Regions from separate parts of the Homo sapiens genome. Here region 1 is linked to region 2. Evidence: read pairs that join two places in POLR2A ChIA-PET (ENCODE). Cell type or tissue: HepG2. All regions are shown on one strand. Each heading gives the region's core, and the rest is flanking DNA. Links, peaks and the distances in the headings are about the cores only. Region 1 overlaps USP13 (ubiquitin specific peptidase 13). Region 2 has its middle 8.3 kb from the start of USP13.

Region 1 (8,924 bases), core at 3,609-6,108, 96 kb after region 2:
GGAACTGCCTTGTCCAGAGCCTGACCTTTTTTTTTTTTTAAAGGAAAAATTATTTAAATTTGCATATATATACAAAAGTAGAGAGCAAAGTATAATGAATCTCTATGTACTTGATGTGCAGCTTCAATAATCATCCTGCAAATCTGGTTCCACCAGTTTCCCTAAACTCTTCACTCTTCTCTTTCATTTCCTTTCTCCTTTTCTCATTTTTTCTCTTCCTCTCCTTTTCCTTCCCTTCAGTATTTTAACATAAAATTTAAACATCCTCCTTTTCACCTATAGATGTAGTTATGCATCTGTAACTATAATACCTTCTTTCTTCTTTTAACATAAATATTGTATTAAAAGTTTAAAGTGTCCAGCCAGGTGTGGTGGCTCACACGTGTAATCCCAGCACTTTGAGAAGCTGAGGCAGGAAGACTGCTTGAAACCAGGACTTTGAGACCAACCTGGGCCACACAGTAAGACCCCTGTCTCTAGAAAAAATAATAATAAAATAATTAGCTGGGCACAGTGGCGTGTGTCTGTAGTCCCAGATACTTGGGAGGCTGAGGTGGGAGGATCACTTGTGCCCAAGGGTTTGAGGATGCAGTGAGCTGTGATTGCACCATTGCCATCCAGCCTGGGCAACAGCAAAACTTCATCTCTTTAAAAAAAGCTGTTTGAAGTGTTAAAAGCACAGCAGCAAAATTAACAACCATCCCTTAGTATCACGAATACCTAGTCCATCTTCTGATTTTTTCCTGCATTATCCAAGATATCTTTCTAAAGTCCCCCTCCTTTTCTTTTTGCAAACTATTGATTTGTTGAAGGAGCTGGACTATTTGCTTTAAGTTTGCTCTAAAGATTGCTTCCTTGAGGTATTGTTTGACTTGTGTTTGGTATAAGGTCGCTAGATCTGGAGGCTTCATGAGATTCAGGCTCAACTTTTTCAGAGCCTGACTTTCTAATAACTAGGTGTGAAGTGAGCATATTAATAGTTGACCACGGGAATTAGTAAGACGTCCCCTCTGAAAGCAGAGAGTAGGCATGGGGATGGGTGTTAGCAGATGGGACCAGGTGATGATCAAGGCACTAAGCTTGAAGTAGATGAGTTTGAGCTAAGATGCTCTAACCCAGCTGTGAACCCCAGGAACTGGTCTGCAGCATGATGTGAAGAGGAGGAGGTAGCATCTGGTTAGGGAGCTTTTTCAAATAACTTCTAAATGATCGACAACTCTCAAGCAATAACTTGACTGTTGAATAGAAGATTAAGAAAAGTTGGTTAAGGAAAACGAAGAAATGAAATGGTCACAGAAGTGTGGGAGGGGAATGGCTGAGAATGGGCCACAGTCCAGGTATGGGGCTGAATTTCTAGTGTTTCCCACCATGGTCTCTATTGAAACTTCTCCTTCTGGTTGTATGGCCACATGATGGCCCAGAGCAGCAGCTAGCTCTTCAGAATTTACTGGCTTGTTAAACTTCCCAGAGCGGCTGCTTGCTATGGTCTGTGTTGGGGACTGGCAGCCACACAAAACTTGAATCACAGATTATAAGAAATAACACTATCAGCAGCAGGCAGTGAATGCATGCTGATGTGAATGCCTAAACAGAAATGCACAAATGCCAAGGGATTTATTCCAAGTGGTGCCTCCATACTCTTCAAAGTGGAGAAATAACTGTTGGACTGGCTTGTGATGTTGGCCCTAGAGTTGTGTAGGCTTGAAGAAGGGTTATGCAGACTCTTGATGTGTTGTCTTCTCTTTAGCAGCTAGTAGGATGGACTCAGGGACCTCAGAAATGAGATGTTGGCACATGTATACCAAAAACAGCATAAGGACACTAGAGAAAGGGAGTGGAGAGATTTTTTAGCTTTGTGACCCTGGACTTAATAACTCTGTGCCTCAGTTTCCCCATCTGTCAAGTGGAGAAAATCATCATCACCACCTCATGGGGTTGGGTGAGTTAAGAAAAATATATATGTAAAGTGTTAAGAACTGTGCCTGGCACGTAGTCGGTATTCATCCAAGCACCTGAGATTTTATAGCTCTCAGTAAATATCTGCTTAATGAGTACATAAATGTTAGCCATTATATGAAGCTAGGGCATTATTATTGCATGCTCGTGTCAGCTGATACTATGTGATATATATCAGCACTGTGAATGAAGAAAGTCACAATTTTTACATAGGTTTCAGGAGGTGTATATACAGGTAGTAAAATTAATTGTCAGGTAGTAAAATTAATTGCGCTTTGGCTAGCGCTGGAAGCACAACTGAAGCCGTGTATGTGTGTAAGCTGGTCATTTATATACAGGTTGTTAGTCCTTAGATGCCCAAATGCTGCCACTTTGAGGAATTCTTTGAGAGCTACCAGTGGTGTTTCAGGTCCTCTGTGGTGTTCCCTAACATTTGTTATCGATGCGTGTGTATGTCTCTCATCTCCTCTGTTGTCCGTAAGCTCCTAGAAGGCAGAATCTCCAATAGTGCTCTGCATGAAGCAGGCAGTCACTAAATACTAAATGCCCAGACCAGATTATGTTTTCAGCAAGACAGGGAAATTCATCAGATTTTTATTAGAAAACACTGCATAGAACATGTGTGTTGGAGGGATGTTATATATGGAGCTGCCTCTTTGTCGCAGGGAGATAGATAAAGGAGTTTTCTCATCAGCTGTTGCATATGACTGTGATTCTGCAAACGTGTCATCGTCCCCAGACTATAGGCATGGACCTCCATGAGAATTCGAGGAGGTGTAAGACATGGCCTCCACCGCAAAGGCTGCAGAGACAGACCAGAAGCAGGCTGAAAGTTAAAGAAGGTAGAAGGCATTTTGTGCTCTGGACTTCAGAGGAGAGGAATATGGTCTGCAAGCTAAGCAAAGGGAGGTTTTATGGAAAAGTGGGTGGGTAGCAGCTACAGCCTTTGCAGAGAGGACATAAATTACTTCTTTGGCTCAAATGACAAGGTGAGGTTTGTATGACTGAGACCTAAGTGTGCTTACTTGTTTTTGCTACAGACAGCCTGGAACTGGAGTTAGAGCCACTCTGGTTAGGCTTTGTTAGCTGCATGGCAGTTGGGTGTTAAGACCACTTTGAGTTGAAAGGCCTATCTGGCACTTCTCTGCCAGTCTCAGCTTCCCGAGTGAAGATAAGACTAGTGTCCGCTTTCTAGGGTTACTACAAGTATTAACGAGACAGTAGGTATCACCATTAGTAGATGGGCTGAACTTGGAGGAAACATTTGGGAAACAGCTTTATCAGGTGCACATCTTTATTGCCAAAGGTGATGTGGAATCTTCCTACCTGCCTCTTCAGAGCATCCTGGGCAGATCCCCTAGATTCCTTGTGATTTTCTGTAGGTTACCCGTATTAAAGAGCCAGTTTTAGTCTTCTTCATTCTACCTAGCTCAAGAGTTTCAGAAAACAGCAGTGCTGAAGCATTAGTGTCAGCATCTAATTTTGTTTTGTTTTGTTTTGTTTTTGGTTGTGGGGGCGGTCTTTGCTCCACTTATTTGCCTCTTTCCACCCGCTGCTGGCCCCTCCATAGTCAAGGGTCAAGGGGATTGGAGATTAGAGAAGTAGGCAGAGTCTTTTCACTTGCCAAGTGCTGGTGGGCTCCCTCTGGGCTGCCACATGTCTCCTGTCATGGCTGGCTTTTTTGTGGGGGAACATTGGTGGTTCTTTAGAGCTGCCTCCCCGCAACTGTTATACCACCCTCAGGGACCTTACAAGGACCTTTCCCTGATGCTCTGTCCAGCTGGCCTCGGCAGCCGTCACCTCCTCCTGCCCTGAGCCTTCTCCACTGGCAGATAGCCTGCCCACTTCTGTAGGGTCCTGCATGGGGCATTTGGCTGCCTTCTGAGCTGTCCTGCTGGTCCCCCACGAAATCCAGCATCCTCGTCCTGCCAGAGTTGCCCTGCTGCCTGTTCTTCCCCCGCAGCCTTTCTAGCAGCTGCAGCCAGGTGAGGGGCAAGCCCTCTACAAGCTCCTGGAACTCCCTGTGCTCTGGTCCAGAAACAGTATGGGGTGGGCTCGTGAGCTTGAGCAGCTCTGCAGTGCTTCACTGGGCCGTGCAATGCCATTTTTCTTTCTTGTAAGTGCTCCATTCTTCAGGAGGGGTCCTCTCCTATACCCTCATGGAAGGGAAGGGGAGATGCTGCAGAGCTCTCCTCTCATTTATTTATTCATTCATTTATTTATTTATTGAGATGGAGTTTTGCTCTTGTCGCCCAGGCTGGAGTGCAATGGTGTGATCTCGGCTCACTGCAACCTTCACCTCCCGGGTTCAAGCGATTTTCCTGCCTCAGTCTCCTGAGTAGCTGGGATTACATGCACACGCCACCATGCCCAGCTAATTTTTTGTATTTTTAATAGAGACAGGGTTTCGCCATGTTGGCCGGGCTGGTCTCAAACTCCTGACCTCAGGTGATCCACCTGCCTCGGCCTCCCAAAATGCTAGGATTACAGGCATGAGCCAACACACCTGGCCTCTCTTTTAACTTCCATCGGAAACCTCTCCTCCCAAGCTTGCTTTGAAATGGGCTGTGACATTTGGTCACTGCGTAGCAAGTCCTGTGAGAATGAGCCGAGTGCCTGACTTTAGAAAGTGAGTACTTTCTAAAGTGTGTGTCACCTATTGTCCTAGTTTTAAGTAAACAGGAAGAGTCTCATCCTGTGTTCTTCATAAGGTTCATAGTGCAGGGCCTGGCACATAGTAAACACCCAGCGAGTATTGGCCACTATCATTATTTACCTTCTTTGGGCTGTAGTTTTCTCATCTGGAAAGTGGAGTTTATGGTGGGTTCTGCTCTGCTTGCCGCTTAGGGCTGTTAATTTGCATGAAAGTATCATAAGTCCATTTCATTTTTATACATTAGCCACAGCAGAACGGGATCTCTCCGCGCATGTTTAAGGCCTTTGTAAGCAAGAGCCACCCGGAATTCTCCTCTAACAGGCAGCAAGATGCCCAGGAATTCTTCTTGCACCTGGTGAATCTAGTAGAGGTGAGTAGTCAGTCTTCACGGATGCTCAGCGGGGTTGTAAGAGGGTGCCGAGCCACTCAGTGCAGTCTGCTGTGGCTTGATCAGAATGCCTCCCCACTCTCTTTCTTCAATCTCTCCTGTTAAAGCTGGTTCAGAATCAGATCCCTGGAAACTCTCTGCTCAGCCAACTTGATGTGACTGCTCTTCACACTCCAGTTTCCAGACACTTGTGGATCTCTGTGCTTCTTTTAACCTGTATGTGTTATAGGAGTGCTTGCCAGTTATTCCATTCACAATTTATTTTTTTCTGGTCTTTGTGACAAAGTTCCTTAAGAGCCCTGCGTGGTATTTGGTGTCCTCCTGCCACTGCTCAAAGATGATGAGTCTGCTTACATCAGAATCGAATGCCATTAAAAACTTTTTTTTTTTTTTTGAGACTGAGTCTAGCTCTGTTGCCCAGGCTAGAGTGCAGTGGCACAATCTTGGCTCACTGCAACCTCTGCCTCCTGGGTTCAAGCAATTCTACTGCCTCAGCCTCCTGAGTAGCTGGGATTATAGGAGCCTGCCACCACGCCCGGCTAATTTTTGTATTTTTAGTAGAGATGGGGTTTCACCATGTTGGTCAGGCTGGTTTTGAACTCCTGACCTTGTGATCCACCCGCCTCGGCCTCCCAAAGTGCTGGGATTACAGGTGTGAGCTGGAAAGCCACTGAGAATTCCTGAGTAAAGCCTTTTTTTTTTTTCCTGGTTACAACAGTGTTCTTTGTGGAAAATATAGAAAACACAAAGGAGAACATCAAAATCCCCCTTAATGCCACGCCCTGCAGCCAGCCAGTGTTTTTTGTTTGTTTGTTTGTTTGTTTGTTTTTGTTTGTTTGTTTTTGACAGAGTCTTGCTCTTGTCGCCCAGGCTGGAGTGCAGTGGCACGATCTTGGCCCACTGCAACCTCCGCCTTGCAGGTTCAAGTGATTCTTCTGTTGTTTGTTTCCTTGTTAGAACTAGGCTGCAGTGGTTTCTCTTGTCTGCCTCAGGGTTACTGATTCACATGTCTGCTCAGGTCCATGATCTTTTCTAACTCTGTTTATCATTTATTAGTGATAACTTTTTTTTTTTAGAATAAAGCCTCCCGAGTAGCTGGGATTATAGGCACCCACTACCATGCCTGGCTAATTTTTTTGTATTTTTAGTAGAGACGGGGTTTCACCATGTTGGCCAGGCTGGTCTCGAACTCCTGACCTCAGATGATCCACCCGCCTCCGCCTCCCAAAGTGCTGGGATTACAGGCATGAGCCACTGTGCCCGGCCAACAGCCAGTGTTCACAGGTTGGCATCTGCCCCTCCCATCACTTTCCAGGTCTTATGTTAATTCTCTACATGCTCTTCTGTAAGCAGTGTTTTCACTTAAATGTTTGCCACATCATCACATCTGTTAACAGAGCATAATTTCTGTTTTATTTGTACCTAATTTACATGAGTGTATTTATATAATCATATTGTACATGTTTTTATGTTTCCAGGGCAGCCCTTTATTTTTTTCCCTTTCTCTTTTGATTGGCTTCTCCTCCTCCTTTCTTCTCATTCCATGAATTTCTCTCCCATGGTTTTTAATTTAATAATATTGAAATAGTAATCCATGATGAACTATATTTTATTTTACCAATCCCCATTTTTGGACTTTAGATAAATTCCAGTGTTTTTCTATTAAAGTGCTTTGGTGAATGGGCATGGCCAGAGGAAATGTTTAATAAAGCCAAGTGTTTACACCGGGTTTAGAGTTCATTTTCTACTAAGTCTTAGTGGCTCAATATTCATACATTTACTAACCTGATACAATCCATCCTTCAGAGGAACCGCATCGGCTCAGAAAACCCAAGCGATGTTTTTCGTTTTTTGGTGGAAGAACGCATTCAGTGCTGTCAGACCCGGAAAGTCCGCTACACGGAGAGGGTGGATTACCTGATGCAGTTACCTGTGGCCATGGAGGCGGCAACCAACAAGGGTAACAATTCCAAAGCGGGAAATTGGTACTGTGTGTCTTCATATGGGAAAACCCTCAAATCAGAGAGAATGGTTTAGTCACTGAAGTGTGTCAGGAGTAGACCCAGCCCAGGTGATGTCTGCTTTGCACATCTCTTTTCATCTCTTTGTTAGTTCCCATGTGACTTTTCCTTTGAGAAGAATCAAATGCATCACAGGTTTTATGGAGGCGTTATGGTTGGAACCTACGTCACTGCCTATAAATTTGGCCAACTACTGAATATGGAGTCAGCATAATTTTGGGGAAAATTATTGGTAATGATGTATGTAGAAAATTCTTTAACACTGTCATTTATAAGTTGTGCTATAAAGTCTGAGGGAAATGATCAGGACTGCATTTTTTAAAGTTAGACATTCGAGCAGAGGTCTCTTGAAATAATCCAGCTTTGGCACATGAGTATTTGAGCCACCTCTTCTGGGAGATAAATTGTGTCAGGGTTCTTTGTAGAAGCAAAGCCCATTAGAAGGGTCTCTGGGCTTTGGAAGAGAGAAGGAGGCAGAGATGTGGCACTCATGTTTGGTGCCTTCTCCTTCCATCAGTCTAAGCTGGTTCTTCCTAGGCAGAATAGACAAATGGCATTTCTTCGAATTAACATCGTAGAAGCAAAAAAGACAAAATAGCTGCTGGATTGTGCATCTCCTGTGAACTAGTCATTTTTGTAAAGTTCAGCAATTCCACTATGCAGCCATGAAAAGGAATGAGATCATGTCCTTTGCACATGGATGAAGCTGGAAGCCCTCATCCTCAGCAAACTAACACAGGAACAGAAACCAAACACCGCATATTCTCACTCATAAGTGCGAGTTGAACATTGAGAACATATGGACACAGGGAGGGGAACATCACACACTGAGGCCTGTTGGTGGGTGGGGGGAAAGGGGAGAGAACTTAGAGGACAGGTCAGTAGGTGCAGCAAACCGCCACGGCACACATATACTTATGTAACAGACCTGCACGTTCTACACATGTATCCTGGAGTTTTTTTGTTTTTTGTTTTTTTTTTTGAGAATAAAGAAAAAAAAATTCAGCGGTTCCCTGGATGGCCCTTTTTGCTCTTTCTTGTGTGTGGGGGGTGGTGGGTCAGTTTATGATGTTAGTTGGAAAGTGATGATTATGATGATTTAAGATGAAACGATTTTCATTTTCTATATGCTCATGCAGTTTTTGATCAGTTTCAAAATCCTTTTGGTGTAGAAACAAGGGAATGGGAGTCTGCTGTTTGTTTCCTTGTTAGAACTAGGCTGCAGTGGTTTCTCTTGTCCGCCTCAGGGTTACTGACTCACGTGTCTGCTCATGTCCATGATCTTTTTTTAACTCTGTTTATCATTTATTAGTGATAACTACTTTTTTTTTTCAGAAAGGAGATTTATAATTTAGTCTCTGGAATTTGACTGTTGGGAACACCTAATGTTAGCAACCTAGATATAAGTACATCATAAACTGATTGGGGACAGGGGAATGAATTTTAAACCATCTAAGATGTGTTTAGGAAAACACATATGTGCGTAAGTGTACCTACAAACTGATAAATAAGGAGTTTTTTTTTTTTTTTTTTTGAGTAATACAAAAGAAATGACCAGAAAGGCCATTCAAATTGACATAAAATTTTGACTACAGGCTAGTTTCCAGGACCAGATCTGCTGGTGCTTGGGAGGTTCCTCTTTTTCCCTTAGTATTTAATCATTTGAGTAGGAATAGCACAGAGGCCTTCTGGGTTGGTAGCCCTGATGTCTGAGGTGTTGGGTAACCTCCACAGGAAGTTGTCTCGGCAGTGTTGGTTACTGTCATGGGTTGTTTGATGGTGGCTAACTGCAGTCCTGTAGTTATCCTCCTCCTTGGCCTCACAGGGACCCATGTGGGACCCATGACCTCTAATCATAGTTGCTGGTGGAACCAAATCAGAAAATGTGTAACACTCGATCTGG
Region 2 (10,039 bases), core at 3,266-5,765:
CATGCTGCCATTTCTTTTTAGCCATCCAACCATCCATCTACCTTTCTATCCATAGATACACATAGAGAGACACTGTATCCGGGATCAAGTTCATGTAGTATTCACTTTTATTTTTTATTTTTATTTTTTAGAGATGGGGTCTTGATATGTTGCTCAGGCTGGAGTGTAGTATGCCATGGTCCAGTAGCGTGACCATAGCACACTACAGTCAAGAACTACTGGACTCAAGAGATTCTCCCACCTCAGCCTCCCAAGCAGCCGGGACTACAGAGGCACACAACCATACCTGGCTGTTCATGGATTATTAACAGTGGTAATTCTGAATACAAAAATCTTGGATGATTGGTATGATTTATTCATTGTAACTTTTGTTATGACTTGATTTTTTCATATTGTTTCTGTTTTTTTTTGAGACGGAGTCTCACTCTGTCGCCCAGGCTGGAGTGCAGTGGCACAATCTCGACTCACTGCAACGTCTGCTACCTGGGTTCAAGTGATTCTCCTGCCTCAGCCTCCCGAGTAGCTGGGATTACAGGCACCTGCCACTGTGCCCAGCTAATTTTTGTAGTTTTAGTAGAGATGGGGTTTCACCATGTTGGCCAGGCTGGTCTTGAACTACTGACCTTGTGATCCATCTGCCTCGACCCCCCGAAGTGCTGGGATTACAGGCGTTGCCACCGCGCCCAGCCTTATTGTTTCTGTTTTTAAAACTACTGTGGTGGAACATTTTGAGAGTCATTTAGTTATATTTGAGTGAACTAATGTTCAGTTTACAAAAACTTTTTTGTTCATATTCTTCAAAAATAGAAAAAGAACAGGGACAGTCTAAATATAGTTTAAAAGATACTGCTTTTTGTCAGGGAAATAACAGAAAAAGGAATGAAGTTTAGCAGAAAACCTGAATGCCATTTTAGTCTGGATTAGTCAGCTTCTGCTGTGGTAACAAACACTCCCAACATCTCAGTGGCTTCAATAATGAACAATTGTTTCTTGGTCTTAAGGGCTGAGAATTAGCTTTCGATCTCCTGGGCTCTGCTGGTATCATGTGTCTTCTGTTTCCAAGAATCCAGATTGGAAGAGTAACCTTTGATGATACTGATGTGGATAAAATACTTGGCCCATAGGTAAGCCTGAGAAGGGACAGGCAGAAATAAGTAAGTTTGAATAAACACTGTAATATACCACATGGGCCTTGATTCCATACTGTCTTATCTTATTTATTCATTTATGTCACTAATATGGTTTGGATGTGTTTCACCACCCAAACCTCGTATTGATATGTAATCCTCAGCATCGGAGGTGGGGCCTGGTGGGAGGTGATTGGATCCGAGGGGGCAGATTTCTCATGAATGGCTTAGCACCATCCTCCTTGGTACTGTCCTCATGATCTCATGATAGTGAATTCGTTCTTGTGAGATTTGGACATTCAAAACCGTGTAGCACCTTCTCCTTTCCTTTCCCTTCCTTTCCCTTCCTTTTTTTTTTTTTTTTTTTTTTTTTTGAGATGGGGTTTTCACTCTTGTTGCCCAGGCTGGAGTGCAGTGGCGCGATCTTGCCTCACTGCAACCTCCGCCTCCTGGGTTCAAGCGATTCTCCTGGCTCAGTCTCCCAAGTACCTGGGATTACAGGTATGCACCACCATGCCTGGCTAATTTTGTATTTTTAGTAGAAATGGGGTTTCACTATGTTGGCCAGGCTGTTCTCGAACTCCTGATCTCAGGTGATCCACCCACCTAGGCCTCCCAAAGTGCTGGGATTGCAGGCATGAGCCGCCGTGCCCAGCCCCACCTTGTTTCTTGCTCCCACTTTTGCATGTAAGATGCCTGCTCCCACTTTGCCTTCTGCCATGAGTAAAAGCTCCCTGAGGCCTTTCCAGAAGCAGATGCAGCCATGCTTTCTGTACAGCCTGTAGAACTGTGAGTCAGTTAAATCCCTCTTCTTATAAATCACCCGGTCTCAGATATTTCTTTATAGCAATGTAAGAATGGACTAATACAGTCATGTATTAAACTTTGCCCTATACACTTCTTGAGGGCAGGCATTAGAGCTTTGGATTTCAGCTCTTTCATTTCCTATCTGCTAAATGATGACAAAGGGCTAGAAATTCCTTAGCATAACATAGGGGAAGGGTCTCAAGAGACAGAAATGCTGAATTTGCTCTATAAGAGATATTTTCAGTGGGCCTAGAATCTTTTTTTTTTTTTCTTCGTCATGATGGAGACTTGCTCTGTAGCCCAGGCTGGAGTTCAGTGGCACAACCTTGGCTCACTGCAACCTCTGCCTCCCGGGTTAAAGTGATTCTCGTGCCTCAGCCTCCCAAGTAGCTGGGAGTACAGGCGCCCACCACCATGCCTGGCTAATTTTTGTGTGTTTGTATTATTATTATTATTGAGATGGAGTCTCGCTCTGTCGCCCAGGCTGGAGTGCAGTGGCATGATCTTGGCTCGCTGCAACCTCCGCCTCACAGGTTCAAGTGATTCTTCTGCCTCAGCCTCCTGAGTAGCTGGGACTATAGGTGCGTGCCACCATGCCTGGCTAATTTTTAGTATTTTTAGTAGAGACGGGGTTTCACCATGTTAGCCAGGCTGGTCTTGAACTCCTGACCTCCGGTGATCTGCCCGCCTTGGCCTCCCAAAATGTTGGGATTACAGGTGTGAGTCACCACGCCCGGCCTGTGTGTATGTATTTTTAGTAGAGACGGGGTTTCACCATTTTGGCCAGGCGGGTCTTGAACTCCTGACCTCAAGTGATCTGCCTGCCTCAGTCTCCCAAAGTGCTGGGATTACAGGCATAAGCCACTGTGCCCAGCCTAGAATATTTCAAAGGCAAGTTACTAATGATTCCAACAAGTCCAGAATGCTGGTGACAGGATTTACTGATGTGGGCTTTCTGATCCCTGTGGGGATGGGGGGAGTCCTGGGTGGACATTGTGGGTGGTAGTGATTTACTACCAGGAGGAAAGCCAGGGTGGTTTTGATATTAGGTAGCGGTCTAAATGTGATTAGCAAATCTCAGGGAATGGCTAATTCACAGATAACTCTGGCTGTGGTTCATCATGGGGGTCCCAGGAGTGCAAGCAGTGGGCATACCACTAAGATCTCATATCCCACCATCCCCAAGCTCAGCAAGCAGAGGTCTAAATCGAGCCACCATGCTAGATAGTCGTGATCACAGCCAGGAGTTAATTGGCACACCCAGAGTTCCTTGACTGAAGGAGAGGGAGTGTTCCTTGAGGAAAGATGCTGCAGAGCTATCAAATATGGACAGTGCATAGCTGGGTGTGGTGGTGTGTGCTGATAGTCCCAGCTACATGGGAGGCTGAGGTGGGAGGGTCACTTGGGTCCAGGAGTTGGAGGCTGTGAATAGCCACTGCACTTCAGCCTGGACAACATAGCGAGACTCCCATCTACAAAAATATATATGAGCAGTGTGAAACTTCCTCCTGCCCTTCTCTGCAGCCACTCCTCTAGTGACTGTGCTCTCCAAATCTTTTACAGCAAAACTGGCTCAGAGCAAAACTGGAGCCAGTTGGAATGCCATTCCCATCTGCCAGCATGGAGGCTTATTGGGGGCTGAGTATATATGGGGTTCTGACCCTAGTTCATTTCATGGTAGGCCCACTGGGACCCTAAGCTCATCCTGTGACTGTACCACAGTTCCTGAAAGTATTATTGGAATTCATAGCTGCAATAATCTCTAGAATCTTCACATTGGCTCCCTGACCTGTGAAGTAATTACTATAGTACGAAGGACCAAGAGGATGAACTGGTGTTCCCCGTCCCTAACAAAATAGAAATATGAAACAAGACTGCAATCCTAGTGGAACTGCAGGAATTTATGCCATTACCAAAGATCCAGAAGAAACAGACTTCGTGATTCTATTATATTCCCACCCTCTATCTTGGCTTTAAATATAATAGAGAATGATGTTGGGTTATGGTAAAGTTAACAAGGTGGTGATTTCAATTTGGTTAATATCCCAGGGATGGTCTCACTGAAGCAAATTAATATATCTCCCCGCAGGCCTTTGGTTTGCCACTGCTCATCTGGTGAAAGCATTTTCCCCATTAGGATAAGCAGGTTTGCCATTACCTGAGGGTATGCAGCACAACTTTACTGTCTTACTCAAGGTCAAGTTCATCATCTTCAGCTCTTTATCACCAAGAATGAGGAACTCAGCCAGGCACGGTGGCTCATACCTGTAATCCCAGCACCTTGGGAGGCCGAGGCGGGAGGATCACTTGAGGTCAGGGGTTCAAGACCGGCACGGCCAACATGTTGAAACTCCATGTCTATTAAAAATACAAAAATTAGCTGGGCATGGTGGCGGGTGCCTGTAATCCCAGCTCCTTGGGAGGCTGAGGCAGGAGAATCACTTGAACCCAGGAGGTGGAGTTTGCAGTGAGCTGAGATCGCACCATTTCACTCCACTCTGGGCGACAGAGCAAGGCTCTATCTCACAAACAAAAACAAAACAAAAAAGAATGAGGAACTCTTTGGTGAGCTTCTTTGGATTTTGGAGGCAATATGTATCATATTTAAATAGCTTGCTTTGACCCATTTACTGGGAAATCTGAAAAGCAACCTTTGGTCTCATGGTTAATATTTTATTACTGTGTCCACACTGAGCTTCTCTACCTGAATGGAGGACAAGACTCCCTGTGTGTGCATGGAACTTGTGGTGGGCATGAGGAGCGATGGTGCTGTCAGAAGGGCCTGAAAGACAATCTGACTACCTCTGTATCTTATGAGTCAGGCTCCTGGAAGGACTGTGGGGAGTCTTTCACAGCATGAAACCAGAAAATGTGAACAGGCATCTCACATTTCCTCTTAAGCTGAATAAGAGCTTACCTCATCCTGATGTTAAGAGGTGCTCAAGGAGTTTGTTCATTCCTGTGAACCTACCTTGTGGCTAGGTGGCTCATTTATAAACCTAATAGCAGAAACCTGCTTACTTTTAAATAAACAGTGAAAGAGGGAAGCAGATAAGAAAGATGGCAGATGAAAGTGAAAACTGATATGATCACTGGCAGTATATAAAGTTAACATTTCCCTCTTATTCACAAAAAGAAGTGGATACTCAGCTGGGTGTGATTGGCTCACACCTGTAATCCCAGCACTTTGGGAGGCCAAGGAGGGCAGATCACTTGAGCTCAGGAGTTCAAGACCAGCCTGGACAACATGGTGAAACCCAATCTGTACTGAAAATACAAAAATTAGCCAGGCATGGTGGTGAGTGCCTGAAGTCCCAGCTACTTGGGGGACTGAGGTGGGAGGATTGCTTGAGCCCAGAAGTCAAAGCTGTAGTAAGCCGAGATTGTGCCACTGTGCTCCAGCCAGGGTGACAGAGTGAGACCCTGTCTCAGAAAAAGAAAAAAGAAAACAAACAAAGAAAAAAGACTGGGAGCGGTGGCTCACACCTGTAATCCCAGCACTTTGGGAGGCCGAGGTGGGCAGGTCCCTTGAGGTCAGGAGTTCGAAACCAGCCTGGCCAACATGGTGAAACCCCCTCTCTACTAAAAGTATTAAAAAATTAGCCTTGAGTGGTGGGGCGTGCCTGTAATCCCAGCTACTTGGGAGGCTGAGGCAGGAGAATTGCTTGAACCCGGGAGGCGGAGGCTGCAGGGAGCTGAGATCGTGCCACTACACTCCAGCCTGGGCAACAGAGCAAGACTCTGTCTCAAAAACAACAACAAAAGTGGATACTTAATGCAAAAGACTAAGTTAACAAATAAAAGCACAAAGAAAAAACCAACAACAGAAATAACTTTATCACCCAGAGATAACCACTGCTAGCATACACCCTATTCCAATCTAGACTTTTATCTATGCTATAAATATGACATATGTTTACGTATTTAAGCGGGATAATAGTGTATATATTTATTTATAGTCTTTTTTCAAAGTTTTTATTATGGTTATCATCTTTCCATATCAATACTTTTTTTTTTTGACAGAATCTTGCTCTGCCATCCAGGCTGGAGTGCAGTGGTGTGATCTATACCTTCTGGGTTCAAGTGATTCTCTTGCCTCAGCCTCCTGAGTAGCTGGGAATACAGGCATGTGCCACCACGCCCGGCCAATTTTTAAAAATATTTTTAGTAGAAACGGGGTTTCACTGTGTTGGCCAGGCTGGTCTCGAACTCTTGACCTCAGGTGATCCACCCGCCTCAACCTCCCAAAGTGCTGGATTACAGGTGTGAGCCACCGTGTGGCCGTCAATAAATATTCTTATGCCACATGATTTTCATGGGTACATAGAATTCTCTCAAACAGAAAATGGCATACATTTCTTAACCAGTGCCTTAGTGTTCTACACGTAGTAACCAGTGCTTCTTGCAGAGGCTACCTGCGATTATAGAAAATTTTATGAGTACGCCTCCACAGTGAGTCTTACCATATATGGCTTTGTAGGATCCCTGCATGTTATTGGAAGACATCTGAGATCAAGAGTTATTCTATGTATTAAAATAATTAAGATTTTCTTCTCTGTAGATTTTCCCAATTCCCCTTTTTGACATTCGTCATAGTAACTAATATTTATATCACATTTTAATGTAACCTCTGTCAGTTCTTGGAATAACATTTGTGCAGCAATTAATTTTCCTAAAAGACACAATGCAGACTGCAAAACAATTTTATTACAATGTCACTGATGTGAGTCATTCATTTGGGAGATACTTATTGAGTGCCTGAAATAAAACCATCTAGGCTGGCAATATTCTACACTGAGTTTCCATAATGTGCCCCGCCAGAAAACACTAAATCTTAAAAGGTTTGAGAAGATAGAAATAAAAGGGGAGAGCTTTCATAACGGCTAGGGAAGAGTAAGCTGAGCTCACAAGATGTGTAAGAGTGGGAGGTAAAGTCTGAAAGATAGATCATTGCTGGGTGGAAGAGGCCCTTGAATGCCTCAGTCTATCTTTTAGTCTATCGTAGCCTGGGCTCCACCCTGAATCGTGAGAGGAGGGTTTGGAGCAGTAGAGTGACATGGTGGCCTGACACACTGATGTGGCAAAAGTCAGTTCATAGTCTTCATGTCTCTTAAAACCTCTGTAGTAAGACTTTGAATTTATGTTGGAAAATTGTTTACCCATCATTTCTTTCCTCTTGCTCATTGACTGGGATTCACATACAGAAACTAGCCTAGTAGTAAAACAGTTATGAATTCATATGTAGGCTGGGCACAGTGGCTTGTACCTATAATTCCAGCAGTTTGTGAGGCCAAGGTGAGAGGATCACATGAGCCCAGGAGTTCAGAACCAGCCTGGGCAACACAGCAAGACTCTGGTTCTAAAAAAAAAATATTAGCCTGGTACAGTGGTGTGTGCCTATCGTCCTAGTTGCTGAGGAGGCTGAGGTAGGAAGGATCACTGGAACCCAGAAGCCCAGGAGTTTGAGGCTGCAGTGAGGTTTGATTGTGCCACTGTGATATATAGCCTGGGCAACAGCGTGAGATCCTGTTTCTAAAAAAAAAAAAAAAAAAAAAAAAATTCACATGTAGAATCTGCAAAATTAAGTTTAAATATTCCAGTAATTGAACCAGATGTTTTCCTAAAATGTCATGATTAACACAGTGGTCATACGTCAGTGAAGCTTCTTTTACTAACATTTTTGTCTGGATAATTTTTTTTTTTTTTGAGATGGAGTCTTGCTCCATTGCCCAGGCTTGAGTGCAGTGGCACGATCATGGCTCACTGCAACCTCTGCCTCCCAGGTTCAAGCAATTCTCCTATCTCAGCCTCCCAGGTAGCTGGGACTACACTACAAGCGCCTGCCACCACGCCTGGCTAATTTTTGTATTTTTAGTAGAGATGGGTTTTCACCTTGTTGGTCAGGCTGGTCTCGAACTCCTGACCTCAGGTGATCCGCCCACCTTGGCCTCTCAAAGTGTTGGATTACAGGCGTAAGCCACCGCGCCCGGCTGATAACTTTTTATATTACAAAACAAATGCGATATCATTGGAAACATTTTGAAAATAGAAACAAAATCTTATAACTTAATCCCAAACATAACTATTTAAATTTTCCAGTCTTGTCAAAATGGCTATTTATTTTTACCCAGTTGCGATAATGTTATATAAGTATAGCAAGCATGTTAAGCAGCATTCTATAAACATATTAAATCATTCATTTTCATAATTATCATTTTAAGTTTGTATAAGCATCTTTGAGTAGATGTATCTAATTTAATAATTTCTCTATCTTTAGATGTTTTCTATTTTTCCCTGGTTTGATTAGAACTTTCCATCTGGTATGCCATTGGCATTCTGGTGCACAGAGATGGATTCAGGTGTGGTATCTCCTCAGTCCTCTGAGAGGCCGTGGATGGGACCTGTGGTGATCAGAGTCCTCAGATTAGTAGGCTCTGGCTAAAAGACACATCCTTGACTGATTATTTCAGTGGGTTGTACAAATATCATTTTCAACGTGTGCCATTATATGAAAAAAGTTGGAATGCGTTTTTATAGTGATGCAACTTCAATTTCTATTACTATTACTAGTCATTGAACTTGTAGTGTTTTTACAATTGAGTTTTAATTACTTTTTTATAGTTTAATGTATTTTAATAGCAAAGTTACAGGAACAGCACAGAAGACAGACAACATTTAAAAACATGGGCTAGTTGCAGTGGCTCACGACTGTAATCCTAGCATTTTGGGAGGCCGAGGTGGGTGGATCACAAGGTCAGCAGTTCAAGACAAGCCTGGCCAAGATGGTGAACTCCTGTCTCTACTAAAAATACAAAAATTAGCCGGACATGGTGGCGGGCACCTGTAATCCCAGCTACTCAGGAGGCTGAGGCAGAGAATTGCTTGAACTCGGGAGGTGGAGGTTGCAGTGAGCCGAGATCACACCACTGCCCTCCAGCCTGGGCAACAGAGTGAGACTGTCTTAAAAACAAAAACAAAACAAAACAAAACAAAACAAACAAAAACCAAAAAAAATGTACTTGCATGTAGGACAACACAGAAAGTATAGTGATGGAATATACTGTATGATAAAAATGATACAAACACCATTTAGTTGCCGTCAATAAGAAATTTACTTGTTTTTAAAAAAATCCAAATGCTGGCATTGTCCAGAAAAATTTAACACGTTTATTATAATTATTATAAAGTTAAACTGCTGAAACTTGTTCACTGAAACATTTTGACTCGCATTAATGCTTTACGTCCCCACATTTATATTAAAAATTCACACACAAATGAAAATGGAAAAACTGCCAATACCTGATTTCTGTCCCCTATTTTTCCACTCGCAATCATATATACTTAGTACGTTTTGACCCCATGGGAAAAAAAAAATAGATAACGTTCAGAACTACCAACAACAGGTAAAAGAAATTGTGTGTGTGTGTGTGTGTGTGTGTGTGTGTGTTAGAATGAAGTGTTTCCCATCATAGTGGCTTCTTTTTTTTTTTTTTTTTTTTTCTGAGACAGGGTTTCGCTTTTCTTGCCCCAGGCTAGAGTGCAATGGCGCGATCTCGGCTCACTGCAACCTCTGCCTCCCAGGTTCAAGCGATTCTCCTGCCTCAACCTCCTGAGTAGCTGGGACTACAGGCATGCGCCACCACACCTGGCTGGTTTTGTATTTTTAGTAGAGATGGGGTTTCTCCATATTGGTCAGGCTGGTCTCGAACTCCCGACCTCAGGTGATCCGCCCGCTTCGGCCTCCCAAAGTGCTGGGATTACAGGCGTGAGCCACCGTGCCCAGCATAGTGGATTCTTAAGCACATTCTTCAGGTATGTGGTGTGTTAGCTGGATGTCTTTTGGCATAATTGTTACATGTTCGGCATGGATAGCACACAGGTTGGTGTCTTCAAAAAGACCAACCAGGTAGGCCTCACTTGCCTCCTGCAAAGCACCAACAGCTGCACTCTGGAAGTGCATATCTGTTTTAAAGTCCTGAGCAATTTCTCGCACCAGACACTGGAAGGGAAGTTTGCGAATCAGAAGTTCAGTGGACTTCTGATAACGTCTAATTTCACGAGTGCCACAGTACCAGGTCTGTAATGATGAGGTTTCTTCACCCGTC

What was found. ChIA-PET counts read pairs that join two places held together with the same protein. Peaks named below come from ENCODE experiments on the same cell type or tissue, not always from the same donor. Only the 100,000 strongest peaks of a DNase experiment are listed, where the experiment ranks them.
Region 1: POLR2A ChIA-PET joins it to region 2 with 10 read pairs; 5 of 35 experiments call an interaction of 5 or more read pairs at or near these places.

Annotation. Positions count from the first base shown.
Region 1 is chr3:179,735,391-179,744,314 of GRCh38, forward strand. It overlaps USP13 (ubiquitin specific peptidase 13), which reads left to right. Exons shown (of 21, transcript NM_003940.3): 11 at 4,857-4,982; 12 at 6,807-6,960. Among named protein-coding and RNA genes, the nearest start is that of USP13, 87 kb to the left of the region's middle. In HepG2, for the core only: no CTCF peak of the experiment used is centred there; a DNase peak (open chromatin) is centred at 4,611; H3K4me3 peaks cover 679 bases.
Region 2 is chr3:179,639,733-179,649,771 of GRCh38, forward strand. It overlaps the pseudogene H3P13. Among named protein-coding and RNA genes, the nearest start is that of USP13, 8.3 kb to the right of the region's middle. In HepG2, for the core only: no CTCF peak of the experiment used is centred there; a DNase peak (open chromatin) is centred at 4,659; H3K4me3 peaks cover 401 bases.